Regions from separate parts of the Mus musculus genome. Here all the other regions are linked to region 3. The links are chromatin loops, found by intact Hi-C in ENCODE. Cell type or tissue: heart. All regions are shown on one strand. Links, peaks and the distances in the headings refer to the core of each region. The heading gives the core; the rest is flanking DNA. Region 1 has its middle 16 kb from the start of Rgs2. Region 2 holds the start of Rgs2 (regulator of G-protein signaling 2). Region 3 has its middle 130 kb from the start of Rgs1.

Region 1 (10,466 bases), core at 3,989-8,988, 360 kb after region 3:
ATTTTCTCAAAATTTTTGGTAAGGCCAAATTAATAGGCCATGTGGACATTGCAGATGATTCTGACAGCTTTTAGCCAGGTTTATACCAAAATTTTGAAGCAAAGAGTAGAGCTGAAGGATTTGGAAAATAGTCTTGAAAAAAAGAAAAAGAAAGAAAAAAACCTTTTTTGTCAGACAGAAAAAGTTCCAGTTGTAGACCAGGAGGGCATGGTAGTTAAAAGAGTCTTTACAGTCAAATGAAGCCAGGCACTTTGCAGAGATAAGAGGAAAAATTCCTGGAGGCCGTCTCAGGAATTTGTCAGACCTCTTCCATTGAGAACTCCATGACATGAAATCATACACTCATTTTAAAAGACTTTCCTTTGAGTAAAGAGCACTATGGGGTATCCTGCTCACACAGGGTTACCTAAGAAATGTCTCCCTGTGTTCAACTGCTCAGGCCCTCAGAGGCTACTGCAGCCACCATCAAAAGGGTTTTCTACAGTCAAAAGCCAGCAGGAGACCTTAGCATCATTCATGTGACACAGAATCCAAGAGTTTCAGGTCCATGGAGGCCTAAAATACCACACTGTATGTATGAGGGTCTTTAGGTCTCTGGAGGCATTGCCTAATGTAACAACACACGAAACCACAAAGGTGTAGTATAGACTCCAATAGCAAGAATATTGACCATTTGCTGAAGAAAGCCAAGGGCAGCAAGTGATGTCAGCCTAGGGAAGAGACCATGTGGGCTGATAATGAAAAGGCCACAGAGCTAAAGTTGTTTATCATGTTGGATCTCATGTTCTACCACCACATGCCCTGAATGATAGACACAGGGGTAAAGGATTTAATGATTCCCTGTTGGGTTTTGGTCTTAGTTTTGCACCAAACTCTATTTGCTACTCTCCTGTTTTTCCCTTTTATAGTAGGAATGATTACTAAGCTATGATAGCCTAGAAATATGTACCTTTCTGGTTATGTGACAGTAGGTCACAGTTAAGATTTTGTCTTGAGACTCAAGAGATTTATGAACTTTAACTCTCAACAATGTTGGGTCTTTGAGCATTGGAAACTCTCATTAGAGATAAGCAAATGCTGATATAAGATGACTGTGAGCCTTTGGGGACCAGAGACAGAATGGTATGGCTGGGCTGCAAAATTATACTCTGCTAGCTCTACATCTGCTGGTGCTCTTTTGGAAGGTCTTGCACCTAATGGGAAGAAGTGGGCCTTCGGTTCTTAGATCTATCTTGTCTCTAGACCCTCTTCTTTCCCAACTGTTTCCTGTGTGCCATGGTCCCATCTCCATGAGAGATAGAATTACACCATGGCTAAACATCTGATGCCTCAAGTTACACTAAATCTCCCCTTTTTTGTCACAATGATACAAGAGTAGTTAATATATTAATATCTAGTTGGGAGGAGGATTTGAGTGGACAATCTATTCGCTTTAAGTTTATTATGGAATATTTTCCAAGTTTGCTGTCTGTGGACCCCTACATACTAACTTAAGGTCACAGATGATGAATGATCCTAAGAGATAAACATCCCACACCTTGTTCAGAAGGTTATTTGTGAGAATAAAAAGGAGAATGTGCTTAGCTTACAGTACACCTCAAACTACTCTTCATTTCTATTTTTAAATCGAAATGGAATATCTGAAACCACTAGGCAGAAACGGGAGATTTGAAAGGAGTAATTGATGATGGTATAGAAGGCATTGCAGAAGGAAGCCAAAAAGCAGGTACTGAGTCACCAGCATGATGGATGACTGCAATCACTCCAGCTCCCAGCGTTGCTGATCCTGAGCTTCAGGCTGCCTCAGAGTTTCCTGTCTCCCCTTTCAGAGTGTTCCTGGTCGTGACAATGCACCACAGTCACCTAATGTAACCTGAGAAAATGTCAGCCCCGGAATAACCAAACATGACACTGGATTCATTTATTAAATCAATGAGATTTGCTTTTGGGATCATACAAAACAAACATTTCCTTCGCAGCCTGAAAGAGCCTTTTCTCTTCTGATGTAACTGCACATCTAAGCTCTTCTCATCCTAGATCCCTTCCTGCTCCCAACTCTCTGTTTGACATGTGGTCCACGTTGTTCTTGGACTTACTAACCTATCAGTCTCCCAAGTCCTGAGACCACGGGCCTGTCTCAAAATATAATAGACCTCGTTATTTTCTTTTTACAAAATGCTTTGTCATGGCCTCAAAAGTATTTAAAAGCAAACTTTGCTAATGGTATTGCAGGTATAAAATTTCAGTTATACTAAGGTTTCTAAATGACTATCAATAAGTCATTATAAATAAAACATTAACATTTATTTCATTCTCTTATGTAAGTTGATACTTAAACCTGAAATATCTATTTGAATTCTTACTAATATGATAAAAGGTGTTTATACTTTGGTTTGTCAATTTATTAGGATGGATGGATGGATGGATGGATGGATGGACGGATGGTGAGTATATTTTTAATATACATACTTACTGTGAATTAGCATATCTATTCTAACTAAAATATTTTAAATGAGATACAAAAGAATAAAATTACTCATATAGTTTTCAACCTCAGATAACTTTTGAGAGAAATGCTCAAATTTCAAGATCTGAGAATAAAATATGAATGCAAAATTTAGTAAGATTGTATTTATTTACATAGGAAGATATGTATTCAGTAGCATTTGTCTGGAAATATATGACACAATATATAAATGTATAACTATAAATTATTCATATGTCACAACATTTTAATTAACAAATACCACTTTTATAAATTATAGTAACTTTCCTGCAGTTTATTAAGAGTACTTACTGCTTAATGGGGAGGGGAGATGGGAGAAGGTAGTGGAAGAGAAAATGGGGAGAGATTGCCAAAACTAAGGGGCATTTAAGTGGTTGTATAGAAACCTAATACACTAGAAAAGTCCTAAAATACAAACATATATGAAGGCAATCTAAATGAAATCACCAAATAATAGGTGAGACAAAGAGTCAGGACTGACCATCTCTTGTCACCCAACGAAGCTTCGAGTATGGGGATTAGAATATATCTAATTGAGTTGTTGGCCAAAGTGATCCCATAAAAATCCCCAAACAACTCAAGTTGTTGCCAACTTTGTTGTGGTTATTCCCACAAACTGACAGTAAGGCCCTATTGCTTAAGACAACACCCACACAGCTCATTGAACATGGAGATGTTGACCTAGTGCCTACATAGAACCTTCATCCCTACATTCCAGTATCTTTGTTACAGGGGTGACTCTGCATGCTATTAAAAGAGGAGAAACATAAAGACCAAGCCAGCTACAAATCCTTATGATGCAATGATACTTACTACCTATACGATATGCTAAGGCAATGGTATCGCAGTTACCAAGAAATAACTGATTGTCATAAGACCCATTCCACAAGATGGAACCCATATCTGACACTGCTTGGATAACCAAGGACCTGAGACTAGATAGCTCGATGACCTATGGCAAACAATTAAAAAAAGAAAGAAAGAAAAAGAAAGAAAAAGAAAAAGGAAAAGAAAAAGAAAAAAGAAAAAAGAAAACAATGTAGGGATGAAATGACCTAATGACATTCAGCTATACTCACAGATCAGTACCTTATTCAGCCACCATCAGAGAAGCTTCCTCCTGTAGCAGATGGGAACAAATATAGAGACCCACAGCCAGATATTAAGCAAAGAGTGAAACACCTTCAAATATCCAGCCCTAAATGAGATGTCTCCATCAAACCCCCTAGAGCTCAGGCAACCACTTTGAAGAGGCAGAGGGAAGAGCATTAAGAGTCAGAGGTGATGGAGAAAAGAAGACAAAGCCCTTTAAATCAACATGAGGAAAGTTTCTGTGAACTCACATAGATAGAAACACCATGCACAGAACCTGAACAGGGCCTACACAGGTCTGCACCAGGTCCTCTGTGCTTATATAATAGCTTTCAGTTTGGTGATTTTAAGGGACTCCTGAGTGTGTGAACAATTGGGTCTCTGACTCATACCTTCTTTGAGACTTTTTTTCCTTCTATTCATTTGTATCATCTAATTTCTATGTGATAGGTTTTGTTTTTATATTGCAATGTTTTATTTTACTATTTTTTTAAAAAAATGAATGATGGGATGAATGTAAAACTAGTTAACAATAAAATTGTCACTTACATCTCCATGGAGAGGAAAATCAGTTTTCTCCAATAAAATGACAAGAGGTAGACCAACTACACTAGGGTATGTTTCATGTTCAGGAGTAGTTGACCAACAAATAGTGGACTCAAAAAAAAATGACTTTATAGGGATGTCTCCATATTAAACAGTAGATACTAGTATAGAGAGAAGTGTTTTATGGGCTGTCTGCAGACATCTGTACAATTCTATATGTACAAACATAGTAACTAATAGATTTATACTTTGAAAAAGAGCCTCTAGTTTTCATTCCTGAATTACTAATATTGTCTATAGCCTTTTTATGAATAGCTACTTCACTATGTTACTGAACAACTACAGATTCAAAATCAAACAGGGCATCTGATACTGGCTCTCACTAGCATAACTTTCTTTTTTCCTTAAATGAATAAGTGAATAGTTTATCCTGGAGTTAAAGTTAACTGAACATGTCCTAGGACCACAGATTTACCCCAAATTCTATGTTCTAAGCTGGAAGTAGCTTCATGAAGTTTTACGATTTCGTCGAGCAAAGAAGGTCAAAGAAGAGCAATTGGGGAAGTTTAAAACACATTGGTAGGTACATCAAAAGGGTTGATGACAACAGATAATCTATTGGGAAGCTTTTCTATGTGTCTCGGATGTTAGCTGATGACTTTCTTGGCTTTGAAATTCATGGGATATAGTGGTCTCCTAAGCTAATACATTTCAAAGGATGTTTGTCTATTAGTCACAGGATATTAGTTATGACACAGAGGTGGGCAAGGAATAGCTAGGAATAGCTACTCATGGGGCTAACACTAGCCCAAGATAAGGTAATTAGCCTCTGGCCCTGCAACATTCCAACCTCTCCGTATCACTGCAATTCTAGCCAGTCAATCAGTCTCTGTAGACACAGCTGGTTTCCAGAGTCTGTAATTCCCATTGATGGTGAGACATCACATTTTGCATATCTGAAGGGATCACATATTTCTTCACATATGTCTTTACCTTTGTGTAAATCCTATCATGTATCATATGAAAACATTTCATCAGATACAAAGGTTTTGTTTTTTTTTTAAGTCAGATCAGGATTGTGATGGTTACTGGCTTTGCTTTGCTTTGCTTTGCTTTGCTTTGCTTTGCTTTGCTTTGTTTTGTTTTGTTTTTATCTGATCTAGTTTCTTTCTTAAAGCCTTTAACAGCTATTTCTCTCCTAAAGACTGCTGTCCTGCTCACTAGTCAAACTCATCTACCTCAGAGTCTAGAAATGAGCCTGCTAGCTATAAGGAACCTGATGATATTTAATAACTAGATTAACTTTTAAGGTCAGCCTTTCAGAGAGCATAATCACACAGGGTCCTGAAAAAAATCTCTTAATGACAACCCAAAAATTACACTTGTGGACATGAAATTCCAGATCAGCCATGACAATGATGCAGGGCCATCTCTTCACTTCTCCAAAGACCTGAAAATGGGCACAATGGCTCCTATCTTAAAGACATGCCGTGATTTAGAGCTTAAGGGTCCCCCAAAGACCCTATGTTGAAAAGATAGAGCCAAGTTGCAGGAAGTTAGGTCACTGAAGATGTGACCTACCGGGAAGATAGCTCCTCCTCCTTTGTTGATGCCTGGCTGCCATAAGGTGAGCCACGTTGCCTCTCTGTAACCCTGATACTATAGGACATAATAAACTTCTCCACCTTTTAGGTAGATATTCTAAGGTAGTTTTGACAGTGGCTGGCATGATAAGCACTGGGAATAAGGAATGGAGAAAATGCAATTGTTGCTTGGTAACAAAGTGGTTTAGGATTAGTATTGAAGTCAGGGTTGGAAGGGAAGTGTGGCTATTGGAATTAGTATTGCAGTGGGAGAAAGACAGTCTGTTCTCTCAAGAACATTCTTGGAAACCCCAATACCATGCTATTGTCTTCCCACTGTCACGTAAGTTAAGCCACTCATTCTTGTTTTGCTAGCACCTACACAAGCCTGACCAGAGCGAATCTCTAATATGCAGGGGGGAAAAAAGAGTCTGTACTGAAAGCACCTACCTACCAGCTCATAGAGGAAACAGCAGAGTGTAACCTGCCCAAGGGGAAACCTGGCTTTGTGGGAAAGCACGGTACAATGAGTTCATTCTGGATGCTGGATAGTGTGGGTGTCTGGGAGGCTCCCAAGGGGAAGTCTTAGCTGACGGGGGAGGAAGTACCCTGACAGAAGGTGGTTAATCATTAGCAGCCTGGGCTTCAAACCAAATCGCCGGCTCGCAAGCCAATAGACTTCTCACTGTAACACAGCTTCTTTGATTAGATTCATCCACCAAGTGTTTTCTTGGCACTGTTTTATGGAAAAGTTTGTCCTAGGTGGTGACAACGGTGGATAATTATAGCTCTTATTTCATGAGAGCAAAGCAAAATAGGTCAGCCATACAGGTGACCAATGTAAGACATTAAGAAGCAGAAGTGAACACACAGGAAACCTGCTGAGGAGTGTGTCCTAGCAGTCACCTGGCTCAGACTTCGGATCAGACTGCTCCTATTGCCTCCTACTCTGTGTGGGGACAGGCCAACAGCAGGGCCACAGCCACACAGTCCACCCCACAGCTAGGAGCACTACTAAGGACATAACTACCTAGGGCATAGCTTGTCTGTAAATCATAGCACACTATCTTACATTTCTTCTTGTCATAAGCTAAAAAGAGCTCCATTTAGCACCAGTATAAGGCAGGAATTTTGTATTCCACTATAAAAATATTTCTATTGACTTTACAATATTTACTGGAGGAACCCATTTGAAAATATTTTAACATTCCCACAGCTTTAAAATTGAGTTGGTCTTTGGTTTTTCTCTTGAGTGCTTTCTTCTTCAGGCTGTTGACTTCAAGCAGAGATTGAGAATATCACTCTATGCTTTGAAGCGATGTGGGAACTGTTCCACCCTGAATGGCTTGATACAGCTCATATAAACAACCCACCGAACCCTGATGTCAGAACTCATCAACAGCCATGCTCCCTGTTCAGCTCTGACTCAACTTCAGAGTCCTTAACTCAATCCTCCCTCAGACCATTACACATCAAACATATTCCCTGATCAGTTTTCAACCCCTTTCCTCAAGAAAAAAAAAACACTAATTTTTATTGAATTATTTTCTATATATGACTTTGATTCATCTCAAAAGATCGTGTGTGATGACTAACTTGTAATTTTTAAATACCCATTACCTTTCATATTTATGTCTCCTTTTACTTATAAGATCATTTATCACACTCTCTGTGTAAGATCAAACCTAGTAGAAATTTCCCTGGTGAGAGCTGAGAACTGCATTAATCAATGGGTATAACAATAAGTCACTAGAAGTTAGTTTAACACTACATGTCCATTTAGCAAAGTAAAAGTAATAGATTCTCCTCCAAGCCCTTTAACCAGTCTAGTCACATGCTGTGAGTGCCAGAGAAGCTTCTATTTGCAGTAACTAGTAATTAACGCAGATACCCAACAAGTGGCAAGGTGCAGAAGACATTATCGGATGCTCAGTCCTAAATATCATTATCACACCCCCTCCTCCCAAGTCTCATGAATCTTTGTAGAAGCGTGAGTGTAGAAGAATGAGTATAACAGTCAGAGGCATTTAATGATTACAAGAAAACAGTGTCGTCCAGACAAAACAGGACAGGAGGCAGCACTTATGAATGCATAGCAGTTACAACAGCATTCTCAAGACTGGCATGATCTCAGCCAGACTAAATCTCACCCCGAACCTAGAAGGTATTTGGCAGTTGTAAACTGTTGGGAAAGGATTGATTTCCTTTCTGAGCTTAGTCCTTTGTAAGTCCACCATGCTCCAGTGGGAGGCCACACATCCAAGACTACATGGGCAGTACAAATTGGACTTAACAGGTGGAAAAATAAAAGAGAACGCAATGTTTTCTGGGGAAGAGAGATGGGGAGAACTGGGAGTCGTGGGGACGGGAAATGTGATCAAAATGTATTACACAACATTCTCAAATAACTCAAAGATAAGTTTAAGTCAGACTTAATCAAATACTCTGCATGGGCTACTACCTCAAATTCTGAAATAATTTACTTTAACCCTTGCTTCCTGCCTTCCAGCATGCTCATATTTAAAACACCATCCAAGCCTTTTCAGGACCCACTGAAGGAACGAGCTACTTAAATCTGGGGAGACTCTGTGTGGATCTCACACTGATGTATCAAGTTAGCTATGTTTTGCTTCACTTCGATCCCAGTACTCTCTCTCTTTATTCCAGGATTTCTATAATTTTATACAGATCAATGATCCATATTCTTTCTTTTCCATTAGTTCTATAGCAGTTTCCACTTTATTTCTACTATTATATTATGTTACAGTTTCAGTTTTTTTCCACAGAAGGTAAATATATAGAGTTAAGGAAAATCCATATTCTTATGTTTTACTTTTTCAAGCACAACCAAATTGACCTTATTTTAAATTTGTAGTCATTTTCTTGAATCTTGGAATTTGGTCAAAACTAATAATTTTTCCCATTATAATGGCCATAATATAACAAAATTTTTATCTGTATCTATTTAAGAACAGAACCCTAACACTTTTTTCTTTTTTTATTAGATATTTTTTCATTTACATTTCAAATGTTATCCCGAAAGTCACCTATACCCTCCCCCAACCCTGTTCCCTAACCCACCCACTCCTGCTTCCTGGCCCTGGCATTCCCCTGTACTGGGACATATGATCTTACCAAGACCAAGGATCTCTCCCCACATTGATGCCCGACTAGGCCATCCTCTGCTACATATGCAACTAGAGACACAGTTCTGTGTGTTAGTTCATATTGTTGATCCTCCTATAGGGTTGCAGATCCCTTTATCTCCTTGGTTACTCTCTCTAGCTCCTTAATTAGGGGCCCTGTGTTCCATCCAATAGATGACTATGAGCATCCACTTCTGTATTTGCCAGGCACTGGCTTAGCCTCTCGAGAGATAGCTATATCAGGGTCCTGTCAGCTAAATCTTGCTGGCATATGCAATAGTGTCTGGGTTTGATGGTTGTATATAGGGTCGATCCCCAGGTGGGGCAGTCTCTGGATGGGCCTTTCTTCTGTCTCAGCTCCAAACTTTGTTTCTGTAACTCCCTCCATGGATATTTTGTTCCCCATTCTAAGAAGGAATGAAGTATCCATACTTTGGTCTTCCTTCTTCTTAAGTTTCATGTGTTTTGCAAATTGTATCTTGGGTATTCTAAGTTTCTGGGTTAATATCCACTTATCAGTGAGTGCATATCATGTGTGTTCTTTTGTGATTGGGTTACCTTACTCAGGATGATATCCTCCAGATCCATCCATTTGCCTAGGAATTTCATAAATTCATTGTTTTTAATTGCTGAGTAGTACTCCATTGTGTAAATGTACCACATTTTCTGTATCCATTCCTCTACTGAGGGACATCTGGGTTCTTTCCAGGTTCTGGCTATTATAAATAAGGCTGCTATGAACATAGTGGAACATGTATCCTTATTATAAGTTGGAGCATGTTCTGGGTATATGCCCAGGAGAGGTATTGCTGGATCTTCCGGTAATACTATGTCCAATTTTCTGAGGAACTGCCAGACTGATTTCCAGAGTAGTTGTACCAGCTTGCAATCCCACCAACAATGGAGGAGTAGAACCCTAACACTTAAGAACAATAGATGAAGTCCTTTAGAACTATAAAAGATGAAATCACTAGGGACTGTTCTAGGCTCTTAATATGTAATATATTAGGCCTCCATCCACTTGTCTGATGGAAACAGTATATTACATAATGGTCCAAAATGGAAATTTCCTAAATGTCTAAGCAACAAGCCATGTTAATAAAATATTTTATTTATTCACAAATTATATATATATGTGTGTGTGTGTGTATATATATGTATGTATGTATACATATATATATACATACATACATAATAGCCTTAGTAAATGTATATAACACTTGATAGTGGAATAAGAAGACTAAGAACTTTGTTTCCATTAATAAAAGAGAGGCAGAGAAAATTAGAGAGTGTGGCTGGGAGTAGAAAGAAGGAAAGGAAGCATTCATATTTTAAGAAGTAAAGTAGAATGAACCAACAGGATAGACTTTATACAGAATTGGAAAAGGATAAGTCAATGGTGACTATTATCTACCTCCTATATCTTCTCTAATACTGTAGATGCTGGTTTCCCTCAAAGAAGTAGTTTGAGAACAAAATAAGAGAGAACAAGTTCATCTAAATTGCAGAATGAACCAAGCTAGGACAATTAGCCATGAAAGTCTGAGATGAGCTGAGAGCTCCACACAGGGATTAACCAGCATAAACAATGAG
Region 2 (10,466 bases), core at 2,848-7,847, 370 kb after region 3:
TGCAGTAGACTTAATAAGGAGAAATCTAAACATTCAGAACAAGTTGAGCCTGACATTACAAGAAACACTCATCTTTAGAAGATAAATCAAAGCAATCCAATATCAAGAATGTACAAGCAAAATGGCTTTCAAAATCCGTCAGAAGAAGGAAGAACAACTTCAAAAAGATGCTTCACATGAAAATTCCCATCTTCAAAGGTAGAAAGTTTTATTTCTGGTTAAGCATAAAACTGTTCTTATTTGATGTTTAAAAGGAGATAAGTGAGAAAACTTTTTAATCTAGAAAAAAGTTTAATAATAAAAAAAGTGCATATGGAATAAACTCTAAATGATAAAGTCAGGTCAAGCTCATAGGAAACTGTCATGTTTTGTGTTGGTAATTTGACAGATCTATAATCACCTGAGGGGTGGGCCTCCAGGAATGCCTATAAGGGATGATCTTAGCTAGATTAACCAATGTTAGAAGAGTGGTCTCAACCGTGGGTGGAACCATTCCCTTTGCAGGGACCCTAGACTGTATAAAATGGATAAGGGGAGCTGAGCACACTTATTCATTCATTGCCCTCTGCTTCTTGTAGCTAGATGCTTCCAACTCCTCCTTCCATCTTGCTTTCCCGCTGTAATGGACTGGATCCTGAAACAGTGAGCCGGAATGAGCCCTTTCTTCCTTATGAATGTAGGCATTTGCTAAACATGCGAGATAAATCCATCTGTGGCTCATGAAGAAGACAACATGGTTAATGAAAGCTTGAAATTGAATTAAATGAATGTGTCAGAAAATGGCCACTCTAGAAAAAAAAAAAAAAAGAAGAATCCAAAGATTCATCTTTTGTTTTGTGAAAACAACTAATGTTGCTCAGTTAAATACAGCTTATCTAGATGAAGATTGACAAGGTTGCTAGTGTGTCTTCATCTGGCTTGCTTTAAAATTTCTCGTAAAACTCTTAAAGAAATGAAATAAAATATACACTATAAATTAGTCACCGAAGGAGACAAAAGGGTTGATGCACTGGAAGACCCCAAATGATAAAGCTTCAGTCCAGTGTGACAGAGTACAGGGAAAGGACAGGCAGAGATGTCAAGTCCTTGCTAAACTGCACTGATAAAAAGAAATGATGCCATGTGTGATAATAAACACCCAGCATTTGGGTAACTCAAGCACACAGACTGACAGAAGATTAAGACCACCATGTTGTGCACAGAAAGTTTATAGGCTTGCCAGAACACAGTGAGATCCTATCTTAAAGACAAAGATGTACAGGCAAGCAGACAGGCAGACAGGCGTTTCTAAACATGACAGATAAATCCATCTGTGGTTCATGAAGAAGACAGCATGCAGGCAAGCAGATAGACAGACATATAGACAAACAGAAAGACAGAAAGACTGTGGTTCATGAAGAAAACAACAAGGCAGGCAAACAGACAGACAGAAAGTCAGAAAGACAGAAAAGGAGGGTTGGAGACAGAGGCAAAGGGAGAAGGAAAAGGAATGGGAGAAGGAGATGAGAGAGAATATATTAATTTTACCAAGTACCCTCTACACCCTAGAAAAAGCTCATTTCATTACAGATGAAAACTAACTTTTGGCAAAATGAGGAAATACTAAGATGGACTTATCTAAAATTAAAATGTTCAGCTCCTCAAAAGACAAAAAAGAAACAAAAACAAAAAAAAATGGAGAATAAAAAGAGAAATCCCACAGGCTTAGAGGAAAAAAAAAAAAGCAAATGCATTTATTTTACAAAGGGCCATTACTTAAAAATATAGAAAACTTAAAACACAACTGTAGGAAAATAGTCTGATTTAAAATTAGCCAAAACCCTTGACACCTTACCAAAGAAAACAAGCAAATGCCAAATATACAGACAAAAAGAAAGTTTGCATCATATGCTTTTAGAGGACTGTGAATTAAAACCATGACAATATCGGTGTACACCTTTAGAAATGTCCAAATGCATGGTACTGAGAGCATCAAATGCTGCCAGAGATGCAGAGTAACAGGAATTGACATTTGGAATTGGAACATGATAGGTAAAGCAACTTTTAGAGACAAGGTGATGTTTTCTTACAATACTAAACATGTTCTTGTAATTAAGCAACTCAACCCTTGGTATTTTCAAGGAGTTTGAAAACATGCCCATACAAAACTTAAATCTGCTTTACTCCTGTTTGCCAAAACCTGGAAGCAACCTAAATATCCTTTAGTGGGTGAATAGAGAAATACACTATGGAAACCTCAAGTAAGGGACTATTAACTACATGATATTAAAATAGCTATCAAACCCCAAGGGGGAAAGGCCATGAAAGAAACGTAACCAAATCCAAAAGCTCTATATACTCCAAATGCCAAACTCTAATTAAGAAGGCATTCTAATAGAGGCAAAGCTATGAAAATGGTTTAAAAAGAAATCAGGTGCCAAAGGTATCAGAGAGGGAGAGATAAATTCGAACAGAGAGGTAATTATGGTAGTGAAAGTACTCTGCATGATACTACAATGGTTGATACTGGTCACTGAACTTGTGGCTAAGCCTACAGAATGTACACCAACCGGAATGAACCCTAATATCCACCAACAACTCTGGATGATAATGATGTGTCAATACAGGCTCATCATATCTGTCATCTGGGTGAGGTATGTTGATAATGGGAGAAGGTATGAATGCATGGGAACAGGAAGCCAAAGAGCTATTTCTTTACCTTGCTTTCTCAGTCTTGATATGAACCTAACTTTGTTTCTCTCTTTATTATTTATTTTGTAAAAGTCTTTTAAAAACATAATCTTACATCATTAATAATCACTGATGTATCCAATACGGTATTTGAAAGAAGTTAAAAGGACCACCAGGAAACCCAGAACGGAAACAGATAACCAATCACCCAAAAAAGGTTGATAAGTCAAGCTGAGATGGCAGGACACTGAGGGGCAGAGTCAGCTTAGATGCAGATTCTATCCATCACTTTTCAGCACTGTGGAATGAAGAAAGAAGACTTCAGTCCCTGACACACCTGGCCTTCAGCACACCAAGGTGGAACTTAGCTGATGCTCTTTAAACTGGCAGCCCATTCTTTCCACCTGAAAGGGGAACAGGCCACCCCAGTAATTACACTTAACAGTGAAATTTAGTGAAACAGCAACAGTAAGAATAAAAAGCAAGTGTCCCAATTATGGACAAGAAATTCAACCAACCTGCTCTGTTAAACAAACATATTTTATGAAAAGAAAGACAGAAGTATCTCACTTTTACAAGCTGGGAAGTTTGCCGAACTCTTGTGCCATTAGCTCCGAGTTTAGAGTTGGATATTTACAGCACAACTGTGTCAACTTGAATTCACCTCTCTGCAAAAGCATCCTCTATTATCCAGTTATTTCTATTGGGACTCTAAGATGTGTGTGTGTGTGTGTGTGTGTGTGTGTGTGTGTGTGTGTGTGCGTGATCATAGTACTTGGGTGAGTGAGGCAATAAAATCAAGAGTTGGAAGAGCAGCCTATGGAACAGAGTAAGGAGAACAAAGGGAAGGGGAAGGGAGGGAGAGAGAGAAAAGAGGGAGAGAGAAAGAAAGGGGAGGGGAGAGAGAGGGAGGAAAGGGATGAGAAGGAAGACAGTGAAAGAAAGGAAGGGCAGAAGTCCATTGGAAGGAACAGAAGAGAGGACAGAGAAAGGGAAAGGATGGAGAAAAAGAGGAGGAGGCAGAGGAAAAGAAAAAAATGAAAAAAAAAGAAAAGAAAAGAAAGTGAAGGAAGAGAATATATACAAGGTTATCTAGTATTATAAAGTAGTCTATGAATCAAAGGCCTAAAGAATACATAAAACAGATCATTTCTCCCTACTTAAAAGTTTTCAGTACACTGTGGGGGTGGGGTGGGGACTAGTGCATCACATCTCGTATTGCAATGGTCCTTTCATACGTGAAAAAAGAAATGTGAAGGAAGCTACATCCCCAGTGACCGGCAGCTTATAAGCCTTCGAAATCTAACTTTTCATTAACCAAACATGACCAATTTGAGAACAATAGTAAACCCATTCCAACTAACACTCCAGTTTCTCTGGCAAAAAATTAAAATTCCAGTCAGAAGACATGTGGCGAAATCAGTCTCTGCTTCTATACTTTGCAGTCTTCAGGTCACTTATGCAACTTACTGTACAAGGCAGTATGTCTAACCACATTCTCCCATCAGTTTTCAACTCACAGCAAGCAACAGCTCCCTGCTTTAGACAGCAAAGGCACAGTCTTTAACTCACAGTCTTAACAACTACTGAACACAACTATATGCAGTATTTGGTTTATGTTAGCATTTTTCATTCAGAAATAAAAAACATCCTTAGGTTCCTATTATTCTCAGTGTTTTGGTAAAGAAGGTGATTAAATTTCGCAATGCCTTGCCTGCCTGCATTTGGAATACGCACCTCAAAGCATAGAGGAAGCAGGGCCACGGCTAAGTGAAACCACCGACACACACTGGTTGAGTGACTAAGTCCTCTGAAACACAGGTCAAGCATTAAAGCAATACAATCCCGACAAAAACACTAATTTTCTCTCTTAGCTTCTGGGCACAGAAGTTACCGTTTAAGAAATTAATAATAACTTTAAAATCTGAGATCATGTTAGAGGAAAAGGGTGACGAAAAGAGTCTTGTGAAAGCATGTGTTCATTCTGATAAAATATTTCACAAAAAAAGTTAGACAAAATAAAATGGGGGGGGGGGTGCGGGGGAGAACCTGTGTCACATTTCTGACTATATGAACATTATTAACATTTTTTTTTCAATTACCTATCCCATGTTTTCTTGATTTGAAAAGAACATTTCACAAAGGTGAGCCACAGTTTTGGAGTTCTTTCAAATTAATATCTAAACATATTGCCAAGTTGTGTTTTGTTTTGTTTTGTTTTGTTTTGTTTTAAGCACTTAGTTATACACAGAATATTTCCGTGAATTTTTAAGCATATATTGGCTTTAAATTACTAGAGCATGAGTTAGTATATAAATATTCATAACAATGAATTAATGAAGAAGATAGGTGTTTGGCAAGTGAGACATTGTATCCTTCGTGTTATCTGTGTGGTATTGTTTGGAAAAGGAAAAAAAGTCTGCGCTGTGGGAGAATCCAGCGGCATGCGCTCAGGCAGCTCCAGCAGAGGGCATGGCAGCTTCAAAATGGAAACCTACGCTTTGTTTATCAGCAGATCTCAGGCTGTGGCTTTGCCGGCCAGTCTTTTTTCAACCCACTGCATTGCTGCTTCCGCCACCACAAAATGGAAACTGTGTGTCATCTTAGTATTTAGCAATCCTATTTACCTAAAAGCCAACTGTAACAACAACAAACTCTAAAGGGAAGTTGCCAGACATGAAGCTATTACTTTAAATATGAAAGCCGGTTTTGAAAAAGACCTGGGGGGGGGGGGGTATTTTTGGTGGAGATAGAATCCAGGGCCCCTTCGTGCTCAACAAGCATTCTGCCACTATATTCCCTCCCAGTGCCATGTGGTGTCTTCTCAAGAAAAAAGGTGTCTGTCTGTAGTAGATACTGCCTAAACTCCCAAAATTACCAGTGGTTGTAAATTTATCCACGATTTCCAGGGAGAAAAAATAATTTTGTGACTTACTTCCAATTGTCAGTCTGAAAAGGCTTGTAGAGAAAAAAAAAGTATTAAAGTGGATTAAATACAAAAATCATCTAGGGTGGTCTACCTTTCAACTAGTTAGTAGGGCACATGTAAATTCACTTTGTTAATGTATAAAAAGAGCAGAGCTTTTCAGGTTTAAAGATCTTGAAGGTGCTAAATATGAACTATTTTGTTTCTTGTCCTTACTCATTTATTATATAAACATCAATTTGTCATAAGCTTGACACACACACACACAAACTGCATTATCTTGCTAGTTGATAGAATTTACACATTTAGAACCTAATTAATTTTGAGTTACTTCTTACAGATTTTTTATGCTGAAAAGCTAGCTTGACATTGCTCTGTTTGTATGTGCAAAATAATGCACTTTGTTGCCATTACAAAGGGTCTTAAATGCAAGATTTGCATAGTATCTTTTGAGACTGGCAAAAAAAAAAAAAAAAAAAAAGGAGAAGAAAAAATCACATTGCTGCTCTTAGTCATGAGAAATTAGGGCTCAGGCAGGAGGAAAGTGACTGCCCTAACAGAGACTTAGCAACTACTGGCTCTGATTACACCTGCTAACAGCCACAAGTGTCAAGGGTCACCTGACCTATATTGATGATTTTAATACCCAGGGTTGTAAGAAAAAAAAAGTCCTGTTTTGTATTGTTAAAAAAAAGTCAACTATGCCTGCACATTACAGATATTTTAACGAGCAACACTATTTTATTAACACAAGCTTAATAAATATGTATTAAATCGTCAGAAATTAAAGCAAATGTAGAAACAGTGCAGATCTTTTCGGCTTATTAAAAATTTCATCTTACAGATTCATAAGCATGCTATCAAGTATTTGTTGCTAAAATCGAAATGATATTCCTTCTATAATAAGGCTATACCAATCTTCTTCATTAGCGACTGCAGACTTTGATCTCTGACTCAAACTACCCTCAGCTTGTCACAATGTGTTGCTTGGTTCCCAGTTTGAGAATGGGTCTTCATTTTCCTTTTAGTAGATCTAGTATGAATCAGAATAACTAGAGCCTAAGCCGTACCTTTTTGTTAGTCTGTTCAGACTTTATGGGAAAACCACTTAGGTATTCCGCCGCATCATTCTGGTAACATAGGAAGCTGAATCAGTTTGTAGTTGAAGTCATGTATTAGTTCTTACAAATCAGGGCTTATTAAACCCTGCAGGAGCAGAGACAGGGGTTCTCACAAATGAAGCTTACCCAAACAAATTCTTTACACCAACCGGCTCTCACATCTAGCTCTAGCCCCCACTGCACCGCCACCTTAACTTAAGCAGTTGAACATCTAGTAATTCCTAAATCTGTTCAACCGTGAATGACTCATGAGGAAATCCTGATTCCTTACGCTCTGAAACTACACATGATCCGTGTGCAGCAGAACTGCGAGATCCTGGGTTTCCCTTTGTATTTCTCACCTATCTCTCTGATCTTTGCTGTGCCCCGCAGGAGATGCCCCTCGGGTCTCCTGGGGAACGACCCTGCAAAGCCACAGCCTGCTGCAGCCATGCATTTAAAGATCAAAACTGCAGAACTGGTTAAAACACCAGGTTTTAATAGAAACTTTCTCCCGCTTCCTCCCTGAGTAGCGTGGAATTCCCTTTAGGAATTCCAAGGTGCCTGAGCGAGCTACAGCACCTTACTCAACAGTCCATATTTCAGGTTTTTCTAGTTGTTTGATTTCCTTCTCTAAAATAGGTAGAGTTGCTGAGTGCAGCCAGCAGGGCTCTCCCCATCCCAGCTGCAGTTTATGGGTGTCCGGATGAACAATAGATACAAAGGTGGGGCGCGCGCGAACACACACACACACACGCACACGAGTAAAAGGTACGGTCTTCAGTAAAGGAAAAGCCAAGAACTCGGAGACCCTTCACCGCGTGGCTGCCCGAAGTGCCTACCAAATCTCTCTGTGTCCCCGCCCGCCACCTCCCACCCTGTGTGCGCACGAGGATGCGGCGCCTACGTCAACAGCGCCCTCGCTTCCAGGCCCTTCGGGGGCTGCCGTGACTGCCACAGGCCGGGGCGACTCCGCCCTCGTGCCGTCTGCAGCGAGCCAATCCGCGCTCTCTTGGGGCGTGGCTGACGCCTCCAGGTCCCGCCCCTATGCCGCCGCCCGCCTTAAAAGCCCGCGGCGCGCTCCCGGCCTCAAACAGCTGCGGTGGCCGCGGGAGTCTGAGAATGCAAAGTGCCATGTTCCTGGCTGTCCAGCACGACTGCGTACCCATGGACAAGAGTGCAGGCAACGGCCCCAAGGTCGAGGAGAAGCGGGAGAAAATGAAGCGGACACTGTGAGTATGCCCTGTCTCCCGAAGAGCTCTTCATACCCAGCCTGGCTTTGCTGCTAGGGACCTACCTTCCCTCGATCTCGGCTTTGAATGCTCTCTAGTCTGCACCTCTGCAGAGAAAGTGTGGGGGCTTGGGGGGTGGGGGGTTAGCTTGCTAGATATGGTGGTATTTGCTTTTTTTCTATGTGAGCTCCGAGAGTTTAGGAACTATAGGAAATGGTTGAAGAAGGTGGCGGTAGATGATCTGAGAAGGGCTGGTTGGCTTTTTGTTCTGCATTTAATGTGGCATCAGAATCCTGTAGCTGAATAACGTCCACCGGCGTCTGGACGTTGCATTGTTAGTTCTGAGCTGCTTGCATAGCTGCTGGGTGGAGATGTTTGAGTTGATTCGCAATGTATGAGATCCATTTTTAAATCATAAAGTAGGGCTCACCCAGTCACGACTATGGAATGAGTAATTTGCTCTGCAGTATCTGCTGCGGAGAAGCACTGTGGGCGGTCGCAGAGGGGAGCTAGGGAATCCATCACACACACACACACACACACACACACACACACACACACACACACACACCTATGCATTGTCTCTGGCATAGTGCAGACCCTCCTACCCCCAGTGCAGAAAGGGAAGAAACATCAGCTGGGTCAAGACTGCTGTTCTCAATTGAAAAATGACAGCAAGCTGTAGTTTAACCATGCAGAAAATCCACTACCTGTTTATTAGGTCAGAAATAACTGGTGAAAATTTAAAATACCCTGGCTGTTATGTAGTCCTATCCTGCTTGTAAAGCTCATTATAGTCGGATGAATGGATAAAACTGTGTTCTGAGGTGCTGGGTTTAAAAGCTAAGAGGGAGAGACTCATCTGCTTTGTTTGTAGCTACTGCAGCTGATGATAGTTTGACCGTTCAAGAATTGCCACTTGAAGTATTTTTTTTTTCTCTCTTTTTTTTTCCAGCTTAAAGGATTGGAAGACCCGTTTGAGCTACTTCTTGCAGAATTCCTCTGCTCCTGGGAAGCCCAAAACTGGCAAGAAAAGCAAACAGCAAACTTTTATCAAGTAAGTTTCGGATCCTGTAGTTACAGAGATGAATATCTAACCAAGCCAAGCAAAAGGGGAAGGGGAACTGATGTGTGTTGGGGAGCTCATTTGCGGAACTTCTCTTGCAGGCCTTCTCCTGAGGAAGCGCAGCTCTGGGCAGAAGCATTTGATGAACTGCTGGCCAGTAAATGTAAGTTCACCTCTTGAATGTGATCTCTCACCAGTATCTTTAAAAGCCTAGAAATGATTGCAAGAAGTGCATTAGACATTACCACCACTGACAGTTCAAAGCCTCTTTTTCTTTCCCTTATATCACTGGGTTTAATCATGGGGAAGCAAGAGGTATTCACCTCAGGTGGGGAAGAAAAGTTAGCCTAAAAATTAAAATGCCAGTTACTCAGGCTGTGGTTGAGTCAGCTTTTCCATTGCATAGAATATTTTCAAAAGCCCTAGTTCCTAGTGAACTTATGGCCTATAAACACTGGTCTTGCAGTGCCAGTGAAGTTAAGTATACTTTTGTTGCAGACTACAAACTTAAGCATTTTTGCCTACTGGCATCTTAGTGCTTAAAGAGCCAGACCTAGAGAATGACAGGCTTGAATGAAGTCTAGGAAACTGATCATTTTGTGCAGAAGAACTGTGTATAATTCGGTCGTTCCATTCATGCTGCTTTTCCTGTGCTTCCAGATGGGCTGGCTGCATTCAGGGCGTTTTTAAAGTCCGAGTTCTGTGAAGAAAACATTGAATTCTGGTTGGCTTGTGAAGACTTCAAAAAAACCAAATCACCCCAAAAACTGTCCTCAAAAGCAAGGAAAATCTATACCGACTTCATAGAGAAGGAAGCTCCCAAAGAGGTAAGAAGACAGGCGCCTCAGATCACCTTCAACACTGTTGAAACCTGAGACTTGAATACACCACATTCAAGCACAAGTGAGAAGAGCCCTGTGCGCCTCTCATCCCAGCTGTCCTAACATTTAAGTTTCTCCAAAGTTGACAGTTATAACTGATCACAAGTTACACCTTTATGTTTTATTATTAAGCATCAATCTGCAGTGTTGACTAGCCAATAAATGGACTTTTGTTTTGTTCTTTCAGATAAACATAGACTTCCAAACGAAATCTCTGATTGCCCAAAATATCCAAGAGGCTACAAGTGGCTGCTTCACCACAGCTCAGAAGAGGGTGTACAGTTTGATGGAGAACAATTCTTATCCTCGGTTCTTGGAGTCCGAATTCTACCAGGACTTATGTAAAAAGCCACAGATCACCACGGAGCCCCATGCTACATGAGACCAGGAGTCCCCCCACACACAAAGGACATTCCATTCTGTCTCCCAAGAGCAAAGGCTGTGACCTGCCAGAAAAAAAAAAAAAACTGACCTTGAATTCAGCCTGAGTGTTAGGAAAACATCGCTCAGAACTATTGATTCAATGTTGGGTAGTGAATCAGGAAGTCAGCAACCTAGGAGAGGCTCTGTGTGAGAACGGCTTCCCTCACT
Region 3 (10,466 bases), core at 2,886-7,885:
TCTGATCATTTCTGCCCATGGAGCGGTTTTGGGATTGAAGGATGGCAGCCGCTAAACCTGCATTGCTGAGAGGTCCCCCAAGCTCTCGACAGACCCTGAGCCAGTCTTGTAAGCCTTTGTTCTTTCTTGGGGCTATGGCCGCTCGGCACTCCTTTGTGGCTTGCTCATAGATGAGCTGTTCTACCAGAGGTGCGGCTTGCTCTGGATCTCCAAAAATACGCTCTGCTGCCTCTGTCATTCTGGCCACAAAATCTGAGAAGGACTCCTGAGGTCCCTGGACGATCTTTGTTAATTGCCCAGTGGCTTCACCTGCTCGGGAGAGCGCCTTCCAGGCCCTTATAGCCGTGGAGGAAATTTGGGCATAAGCTCCCCAATGGTAGTTTGTCTGATCAGCAGAATAAGCTCCCTGACCCGTTAACAAGTCAAAAGTCCAATCTCTCTGCTCTGGAGTCAAAGCAGCTGCGTTTGTTCGGGCCTGTGCTTGTGCAGCCTCATGCCAAAGCGCTCTCCATTCCATATATTTGCCCATACTAGGGAGAGGGCTTTTACAATCGTTTGCCAGTCGGCAGGAGTTAGTGCCATGCCGGCAAGCCTGTCTAACTGCACCAAGGTAAAATTAGCATTGGTTCCGTATTTACGGACCGACTCGGCAAGTTCTTTAATCTGCACGTATTCTACCGGAGCGTGGACACGCCCACCCTCGGCTCCTTCAAAGACCGGAAATGCCTGTTGTATTTTCCTTTGTTCCTCTCTGGGAATGAATGAGTCTGTGCATTGCCTCTCTGCGCATTGTCTCTCTGCGCATTGTCTCTCTGCGCATTGTCTCTCTGCGCAGGGCTGACGCACTACGCAGGGCGGGGGCTCCGCATAGGGCGGACCTTGAAGCCGACTGCCCGGAGGCTGAACAGCATGCTGGCTTTCGCCAGCCGCTTTTGGCTTTTTTCTTGACCGACTAGCTAGCACTTTATCTGGCTGGTAATGAGCTGCTTCTTCCTCCCAGTCTGTTTCTTCAGAGGAGAATTCTTCATCTGCTTCAGAGCTACTAAGAGCTGGCTTCCTGAGCTCATCTAGTGACGAGTATCTCCTAGAGACCTCCGCTAATTGATCTTTTTTCTTTTCTTTTTTCTTTTCCTTCCTTCTAATCTCTCCCCAGGTATTCTTACCTGACCTAAACTTTTCCTTGGGTTCAAGACCCTTGGAAAGGCCTGTATACTTATTCTGTGCACCATATTTCCTCTTTGCTCCTACTCTCTCTCCCCGCTTTACTTCTGATAGATTGTCCTGAATTTCATCTAGAATTTTCAGCCCTATCTTAATCACTTGATAACATGTGAAAAAGAACAAAAGGGCTCCTAACACTAGAAAAAGTTCAAGGCCAAACATACCTTGTAAAGCTATTTTCCACTTTACTTCTGATAGACTGTCTTGAATTTCGTTAGAAAGTTCAAGACCAGACTTACCTTGTAAAGCTGTACTCACTGGTACTCCTGTTCCCCAGCTGAAAAGTTCTGAATTCATGCAGTTGAATCCTTCTCAACAGTCTGTTTTACGGGAACCTTTATTACCGTGACCCGCAGTTCTGGTTCCGGAATGAGGGATCTTCCTTGCGCCGGTCCCGAGTTTTCTTGTATTTTCTCGTCCCGGATTTCAGCACCAACTCTTAAACGTGTTCTCACGACCGGCCAGGAAGAACACAACAAACCAGAATCTTCTGCGGCAAAACTTTATTGCTTACATCTTCAGGAGCCAGGAGCGCAAACCCCAAGCCCCAAAAACGAAAACCCCCCGCTTACATCTTTAGGAGCCAGAGCGCCAGCGCGCCAGAGCGCCAGAGCGCCAGAGCGCAGAGCGCAAAAGCGCAAGCAAGAGAGCGCAAGTAAGAGAGAGAATGGCGGAAACCCCGTCCCCTTTTAAGGAGAATTATCCTTCGCCTAGGACGCATCACTCCCTGATTGGCTGCAGCCCATGGCCGAGTAAAGGCAGAGTACATGTAGTGGAAAATTACTCTTGGCACATGCGCAGATTATTTGTTTACCACTTAGAACACAGCTGACAGCGCCATCTTGTGACGGCGAATGTGGGGGCGGCTCCCAACAATTATGCACATTAATTATTCTAAATATACAAACTATATTTGTACTCCAGTTCTTGACACTGTTATTAGGTTACTTCGTCTAACAAATTCATTTGTGTTTACAAACATACCTCAAATAATTTCATCCTGATAAACTCCATTGAAAATGTGGGGTAGAAAAATGCCCACTTTATTCTAAGTTGGACTAATAATAATTTCTAGATGTGTCTTAGTTAGGATAGTCAATGCTGTGAAGAGACACCAGTATGAAGGCAACTCATATAATGGGAAACATAACTGGGGATGGCTTATCGTCATGGTGAGAAGCATGGTAGCATGCAGGCAGACATGGTGCTGGAGAAGGAGCTGACAGTTCTTCAACTTGATTCAAAGTCAGGCAGAAGGAGAGTGAATATGTTTTACTGTTTTACACTGGGCAGACCTTTGAGTATATATATATATATATATATATATATATATATATATATATATGCATCCTCAAAGCCCTGTTCTGCCGCAGACCCTCTGAGCCCCTTTGTCTGTGTGGAACGGGTTTCTAGTCGCGGGTGGGCAAAGCGTCGGATGAGTGACAAACAGATGCACACAGGAGAGGTCGTGTGGAATCTGAATGTATGTTTCAAATCGAGCATCAGACTTTTTATGCAGAAGACAATAAGGAAGTTGGGTGACATATTCGCAAGGTACAAATGAGGTAACCAGAATCTTACATAAAACAGAGGAATGCAAACACAAAAGGTCTAACGGGAACCACCTGGGATAGAATTCATTGTTAACAACTGGGATCAAAAGGGCCCCCAATGGAGGAGCTAGAGAAAGTACCCAAGGAGCTAAAGAGATCTGCAACCCTATCGGAGGAACAACATTATGAACTAACCAGTACCCCAGAGCTCTTGACTCTAGCTGCATATGTATCAAAAGATGACCTAGTCGGCCATCACTGGAAAGAGAGGCCCATTGGTCAGGCAAACGTTATATGCCCCAGTACAGGGGAATTCCAGGGCCAGAAAATGGGAATGGGTGGGTGGGGGGGGGACTTTTGGGATAGCATTGGAAATGTAATTGAAGAAAATACGTAATAAAAAAAAATAGAAGAAAAAAAAAAAGGGGCTCCACCTAAGATTCGTAGAAGCCAGGGTCAAGGGCTTCGTGCTTTTGCCATAGTTCCTATTTTAGTCTATTGTATAGTCCACCTTCCCCTTAGGCCATTGTAAATACGTGTGTATGGGTGTAACTCAGCTATAGTCTTAGAAGCCAGGTGTGAGGTCTTTACTCTCCTAGGGCAAGGGCTTTCACACCCAAGTCGTGGTTCTAACGAGGGAGTTCCATTCTAGCTAACCATCTCATGAATAATGCAATACTCTAAAACCACAGCCCGATCTACTTCCTAAACCATTGTAAATTCCTGTATATGGGAGCTACTTGGCTTTTATTGATAGTGTAATACCAGAGGCTATTCTGAATGTCAGTGTCTAGCTCAAGGACGTTCTAGGACTGTTGGAACACTGGCGAAAGGCTTTAGCTATGTCAGAATTCAATCTTAAAAGGCACTTATAATAAAGACAGCATGTGGATCCATCCACTAGACTAACGCGGGAATGGAAAATTTAGAGAGCACGCCAGACTCCAGGAGCGAGTTTCCGTGAAACTCTTTTGCCTCAAGAGTAGTTTTCAAGCCTTTCGGCTTGTCAAGCTGACTCAACCAGAGCGTGTGGCACTGTTCCACCATGATACCATGATACACTTCCTCTAAAAAGGCCACACCTCCTCCAATAAGACTTCCTAATAGTGCCAATTCCTGTGGCCATGCATTCCAACATGTGAATCTATGGAAGCCATTCCTATTTAAACCTCCACAATAGTGGCAGGATAACTGAAAACAGCTCAAGGGGAAATCACATATTTGGGCTCATGGTTTCAGATAGATGTAAATTTATTGTCTCTTGAAAGGCAGAAGAGAGCAATTCTTTATAATTAATTATTTAATTTATTTTTTTACATCCCAAATGCTGCCCCTTCCTTCTTCCCTCTTTCAGATTTTCCCCCATCTCCCCATACCTTCCCCTCACTTCTGAGAGGGTGCCCCTTCTTGGCATCCCCCCACCCTGCGGCATCAAGTCTTTATAGGATTAGGCCACTGAGGCCAGACAAGGCAGTCCTCTGCTTTCTATGTGTATGTTCTTTGGTTGGTGGCTTAGTCTCTGGGAGCTCCCAGGGGTCCAGGTGAGTTGACACTGTTGGTTTTCCTATGGGGTTCTCATCTAGTGCAATTCTGTTGCACAGTTGTGTGGCAGAGTTCATTATATGACAATGGAAGCAGAATGAAAGAATAAGGGTCTGAGTCATAGCGGTTAACCTTAAAAGGCCCACCACCAGTGACCTAATACAGAGAACCAGACTGCAAACCCTCAAAGGCTCCAAACCTCCCAAAACAATGTCTCCAGATGAGCTCCAAATATTCAAACACATGGGCCTGGAGTGGGGGTGGGGTAATCTAACCTTCAACCCATAACATTATACCACTGGACCCTTCAGTCTCATGGACCACATCATAATATAATTTTTTTTATCCTTTTTCAAGAGTCCCCCTTAGTCTTCATAATCTCAACATCATCTATAACCTTTATTTCTGTGTGTCTGTGTGCATCAATGTGTGTGTTCATCTATGTGTGAGTGTGTGTGACTATGTGTATGCAAATGTGTGTGTGACTATGTGTGTGCAAATGTGTGTGTGAATGTGTGTGGTTGAATGCATGCATACCACAGCAGGCAAATGGAGGTTAGAGGACAGTTTGCCAGAGACAGTTCTCTTGATACACCAAATGGGTCCCAGGGATGAAACTCAAGGCCTTAGGCACTTTTACCCCCTCAGCCATCTCAGTAGCCCAACAGCTTCTGTTAATAGTGCTTATCACTAGCAGTCACAGGCCTCTTTTCTCTATACAACATTGTTTTAGTTAGTATCTGAAGGCATGGGTTTCAATGTGATATTTCCATACCTGACACTGACGACCTGGCAGTAGCCACTTGAAGCTGAATTTGCATCCTTATTCCAGATTCATTCACTATGTGGTATAACTGCATTGATGATGTCAGAGGTGGAAGTTTCAAGTGCATCATTTCACCAGCAATCATAGAAAATCCACCACGGAGCTCCCCACCCCCTTCTTACCCACTCATTGTAAGCATCTCACTCCCTGTGACTTCCACTACCGAGTAAGTCTAAAGTGAAATCTCTGTCCCCACTATACTAACACAGATAAAAGGCTTCACAAGTTTCTGCCACTAAAACACTTTTAAAATGATAGAGGTTATTTGTATTTAAGATTTACTCTCTATCAAGTGGCTTAGCTATACTAACTTGAATCTATCTCTAAAATGTGAACCTCTTTCTGAAATTGTCATACAAAAAATCAAAATACAGCTTGGAAGGTAAATGTCAGAGTGAACAGTTAGTCAATAAATTATTTTATAATTTTAATTTATTGTATAATATTTTACAATTTTTTTCAATATGAAAATTATTTTAGTGTTAGCCCTTTGTTTAATCTGCTTAAGTTACAACACAGTAACAGCATCGATCAGCACTATGTCAATGAGCATTATTGACCAGTGAGAGATTTATAATTTTTAAAACTTTTCAATTTCAAGTAGGCAGATGGGGGAGTACCCACATAGAGGAGAGGAAGAGGAGGGGATATGGGTCTTGTGGAGGGTCTTGGAAGGGGGATAACATCTGAAGTGTAAATAAATAAACAAACAAAAAAAGGCACTGTCTTTTCTTCAAGAACTGGCTTTTGCCTTTGGAATATTTCTTTGGTCTTTGCTCTATCACCACTAGAGGGCAGAAAAGTACAGGAAAAAAATCCATGCTAGAGATTTAAATTCTTTGTAAGTTTTCTCAAACCGCATGGAAATCATGTTTTTTCCAAACACGCTTCCCTCTTTAGCAATCAGTGAAAATAATATCATAAATAAAAGTTAAATATTTAGTATTATATGTCAAATATCAGCTAAAATATAATATATTTAACTTCACAATTTTATAAAAATTATGTTTCCCAATACATAAAATATGAATTATAATGCAAAATCATTCATAATATACACAGGATATTTAACTCATAGTGGAAAATTATGTGAATTATTACAAGAGGGACAGAAGGCAATATGATTGGATGATCCTGTGCTTGGAGATGCAGAGACCAAAGAGACAGGCTTACTTATTAGGTGATAAGGCACATTGGAAGAAAGTTGTAAAAACACCAGAAAACATATCTACAAAAAGCCTACAAATGGGGTTACAAAAAGTGATCCCATACTAGAATATCAATATTTTTCCAATTTTTACACCCCTTCCCCAACCCACCTATAAACGAACAAATAGATAAAACATTAAAACAACGTACAACCAAAGTGTATAACATGCATGCATGAAACTTTCATAATGATTAACACCTATTATTTTATATATTTAATATATTATAATAAACATGCAAACTCACTTTGGAAATCCCACTGGAGTTTTTGAGCATAATGGATCCCAGGTAAAGGCATTTGCCATCAGCTCTGAAAATCTGAGTTTCATTTTTGAGACCCACATGATTCAAGGAGAGAATCAAATCACTAAAACACTCACATTATATACATATACATACATACATATATATATATGTATATATATGTGTGTGTGTATAAGTATATGTACATATACATGCATATATATACATATATGTACAAATATATGTATATGTACATATATATGGAGAGAGAGAAACTAATGTAAATGAGAAGACTTTAAAAGTTTCAATATTTAACTGAGCCAAGCAATTTTCTTCGATTGTCCATTGTTATAATAACAAGTCTTAGAGTATTGTAGTCTGTGAAGGTGGGAGGGTCCCTATATTTTTTTTTATTTAATTCCTCAAGATGACTCTCTTAGAGCATCTTTCAAAATGTCTACTCATGAATTTAGATCTAATGCTTTTATACTTTTTGAGTCTTACTATTTACTAACTTTGTTACTAATGAATGTAGATGGTATGCTTCCATACCTTGCCTATAGTCATCAACTTCCTGAATTATTTTATTAATACTAAATACATATAAAATCTTTTATGTTCTGCATCTGTAATCATCCTTTGCAAATGATATGATTTATTCTGTGCATTTTGCAATTTTATTTCTCTTTCTATGTTTTCCCCATTTCCTGTATTGACATAAAGTGATATGATAGCATCCTAGACATGATCTATAAATGAACAGAGAAATTTACAGTCTCTTAGTATCTAGTGTAATATTTACTAAGGGTCAGGGCTGGAGAGATGGCTCAGTGGTTAAGAGCAGTCTTCCAGAGGTCCTGAGTTCAATTTCCAGCAACCACTGTGGCTCACAACCATCTGTAATGAGGTCGGATGTGTTTTAAATTAACAAATTGGACTTTAATGATCTTTTACTTATGTGGTTATTTCATCATTTTCAATAGCTTATCAATTCTATGTTACTGTGTTTGGAGGATTTAATTTATTGATGTTTTCCCAATAGCTAACATGTGAAGATGAAGGATTGGCTGACTGAATTTTCAATTTTTTTTTTAGACATAGGCATATAAAACTTTAAGTATAATTTTTTGTGTATGTCTTTAATGTCATTTTATAAGTTGTCAACATTGTGTTTCTTTATCATTTGCTTCTAATTTTCATTGTGATGGTTCTCTCATAATTTGAGACATGGTCTTCTGAAACCTAGGCTAATCATAAATTCACTATGCAGCCAGATGTAACCATGGACTTCCCAGCCTTCCTGTCTCACCTCTGTAGCTCTAGGAGCACAGGTGTGTGCCCCATGCTCAATTTTATGCAGCACTAAGGAACAAACCCAGGGTCTTACGCATGCTAGGCAAACACTCTACCAACTGAGCTTCATCCTCAGACCTCTCATGGATTCTACATAAACTTCATCTTAAATGTACTTATTAATCTGGAACTATATAGGAGCAGCTACCAATTTTAATTGGTTAAATGTTCCAAATATTTCTCTAGCACCAGGTAGTATGCTTTATTATTATTTCCCTGTATTCTATTTTAAGAATGATTGTGGTTCTGATTTATTTTTCAAAAATCAAACTCCATTTTTTTCTTATTTCTGATTCTCTTTGGTTATTGGGTTTATAAATTAACTTATTATTTGAATTTTCACCAATGCTAATTTTTCTTAGTTTGTGGTTGCAATATGTCAGCCATATAGAACATGAGGTGAATTTTCTATTAATGCTAACTTCACCATGGAGGTAAACTTTGAAAATTCTTAGGAAACCCATCTACTTGATTACATGATTGTACTTCTTCAGCAAAATTGTTAAGATTAGGCAATGCTTGCTTTTTATGGTACTGTCCTATGGTTACTGCCTGGCACTGGCCTGACCATCATCTTAGAAACACATTTTCAAGATCACAGCGGGTACAGGGTATAGGGGAGGGAGAGAGGGAGTCAGTGAACATTCACAATCCCCTCCAAGATAATCAACTGGTCACTGTCTACACAGTTATTACTCATCTTTATAAATGAAAAGCCTATTAAAAATTACTCCATCCAGATGCTAATAAAGGAAGGTTACCAAGATTTGGTGTGGCCAATGCTTTCCTGCCTGGTTGATCCCAGGAGAAATCACCAAGAACAAGTCCAAATGAGGAGATGCCTCCACTTCTGGAAGTTCAGAGAAGACAGGATTCCTAGAGGACAATCCTCTTCTGTGGCCTTAATGAAGTTTGTCAAGGTTTTCTGCTCTGAATCACAGAGGCCACCAGAAAAGCCTGACACTTTCTCATTATCCCATGGACCACATCAATCACCATTGAAAGTGATTGCTGAAAGTTGTGGCTCAACATACAATCTATGGAGGGTGGTATCTATGCCTCCCTAAGACACAGAAAATTATAGGTATTCAATAAATATTTAGTGTGTTTAATTTCATGGAAAATTAATTTATACTACATCAGGGGAACTGAGTATAAATGGTTATTAGAAAATATTTCACATGGTTAGAGATATTGTTGTGTTTCTAAATGAGCAAGGAGGCAATATAATGCTGTGGGAGGGAGCACCTGAGTAGACCAGGCCATGATGATCCCCTGGGAATCAGCTGTAAGACAGGCTTAGTATAAAGGGGAGTTTATTTGGTTAAAGGGAAGGAAACAAGGAGAAGGGACAGAAGCAGAGAAAAGAGAGGGTCAGAGAAGGATAAAAAAAGAGAGGAGAGGAGAAGGGAGGAAGAGGCTAGCCAGAAACGTGTGGGGAAGAGAGAAGATGGAGGGCAGGTGGGAGAAGAAAAGGAAGAGAGACAGATAAAGAGAAAGAGGAGTACAGAGCATCTGTCTTATGCATCTGGCTCCATAACTGACTGGCAGAGAAGCAAGCTGTTTCTAGTTTCTGGGACGAGCCTAAAGGAATTGCTAATAGATGTGTTGATAAGAAATCAACAAAAGCCAAGGCAATGTGACACCTCCAAAGCACAGTTACCCTGGAAGGCTTGGCTATCCTAACACAACCAAAACACAAGAAAATGTCCTTAAATATAATCTTATAAAGTGGATAGAGGTCTTGAAAGAGGAAATGAATAAATCTCTTAAAGAAATACAAGAAAATATGATCAAACAGATAGAGTTCTTTAAAGAGGAAACAAATCCTGTAAAGACATACAGGAAAATACAATTAAACAGGAGACGGAAATAAATAAAACTGTAAAAGACCTGAAACTGAAAATAGAAGTAATAGAGAAAACACAAACTGAGGAAATCCTGGAGATGGAAAACCTAGGGAAGAGAACAAGAACAGATGCAAACATCACCAACAGAATACAGGAGATTGAAGACAGAATATCAGGTGCAGACAATGCAATAGAAGAAAATGATATATCAGTCAAAGAAAATATTAAATCTAAAAAATTCCTGACATACAGGAAATCAGGGATACCATGGAAAGGCTTTACCTAAGATCAATAGAAATAGAAGAAGCTGAAGGGTTCCAGCTCCAAGGCTCAGAAAATATTTTCAACAAAATCACAGAAGAAAAGTTTCACATCTTAAAGAAAGAGATGCCTATAAACATACAAAAAGCTCATAGAACACCAATTAGACTGGACCAGAGAAAGAAAATCCTCCAACCATATAATAATCAAAACACAAAATTTACAGAACAAGGAAACAATATTATAAGCATCAAGGGAAAAAGGCCAGGTAACATACAAAGACAGACTTATCAGAAGTGCATCCAATTTCTCAACAGAGACTCTAAAAGGTAGAAGGTCCTGGAGAGATATAGTGCAATCTCTAAAAATTCACAGGTGCCAACTTAGACTACTATACCCAGCAAAACT

What was found. A loop is a pair of places that touch in the nucleus more often than their neighbours do. Peaks named below come from ENCODE experiments on the same cell type or tissue, not always from the same donor. Only the 100,000 strongest peaks of a DNase experiment are listed, where the experiment ranks them.
Region 1: a loop joins it to region 3, with 3 times the contacts of the local background. A loop is called at or near these places in 12 of 42 quality-filtered maps.
Region 2: it touches region 3 in a loop (4-fold over the local background); 12 of 42 quality-filtered maps call a loop at or near these places.

What each region holds. Positions count from the first base shown.
Region 1 is chr1:144,014,685-144,025,150 of GRCm38, reverse strand. No RefSeq gene overlaps it. Among named protein-coding and RNA genes, the nearest start is that of Rgs2, 16 kb to the right of the region's middle. In heart, for the core only: no CTCF peak of the experiment used is centred there; a DNase peak (open chromatin) is centred at 6,380.
Region 2 is chr1:144,001,471-144,011,936 of GRCm38, reverse strand. It overlaps Rgs2 (regulator of G-protein signaling 2), which reads left to right and starts at 7,788. Exons shown (of 5, transcript NM_009061.4): 1 at 7,788-7,928; 2 at 8,884-8,985; 3 at 9,096-9,157; 4 at 9,655-9,821; 5 at 10,063-10,466. The coding sequence starts at 7,819. The coding sequence ends at 10,257. In heart, for the core only: CTCF peaks have their summits at 5,130 (motif pointing right) and 7,352; DNase peaks (open chromatin) are centred at 5,196 and 7,696; H3K4me3 peaks cover 1,537 bases; H3K27ac peaks cover 1,714 bases.
Region 3 is chr1:144,375,680-144,386,145 of GRCm38, reverse strand. No RefSeq gene overlaps it. Among named protein-coding and RNA genes, the nearest start is that of Rgs1, 130 kb to the right of the region's middle. In heart, for the core only: a CTCF peak has its summit at 5,920 (motif pointing right); no DNase peak of the experiment used is centred there.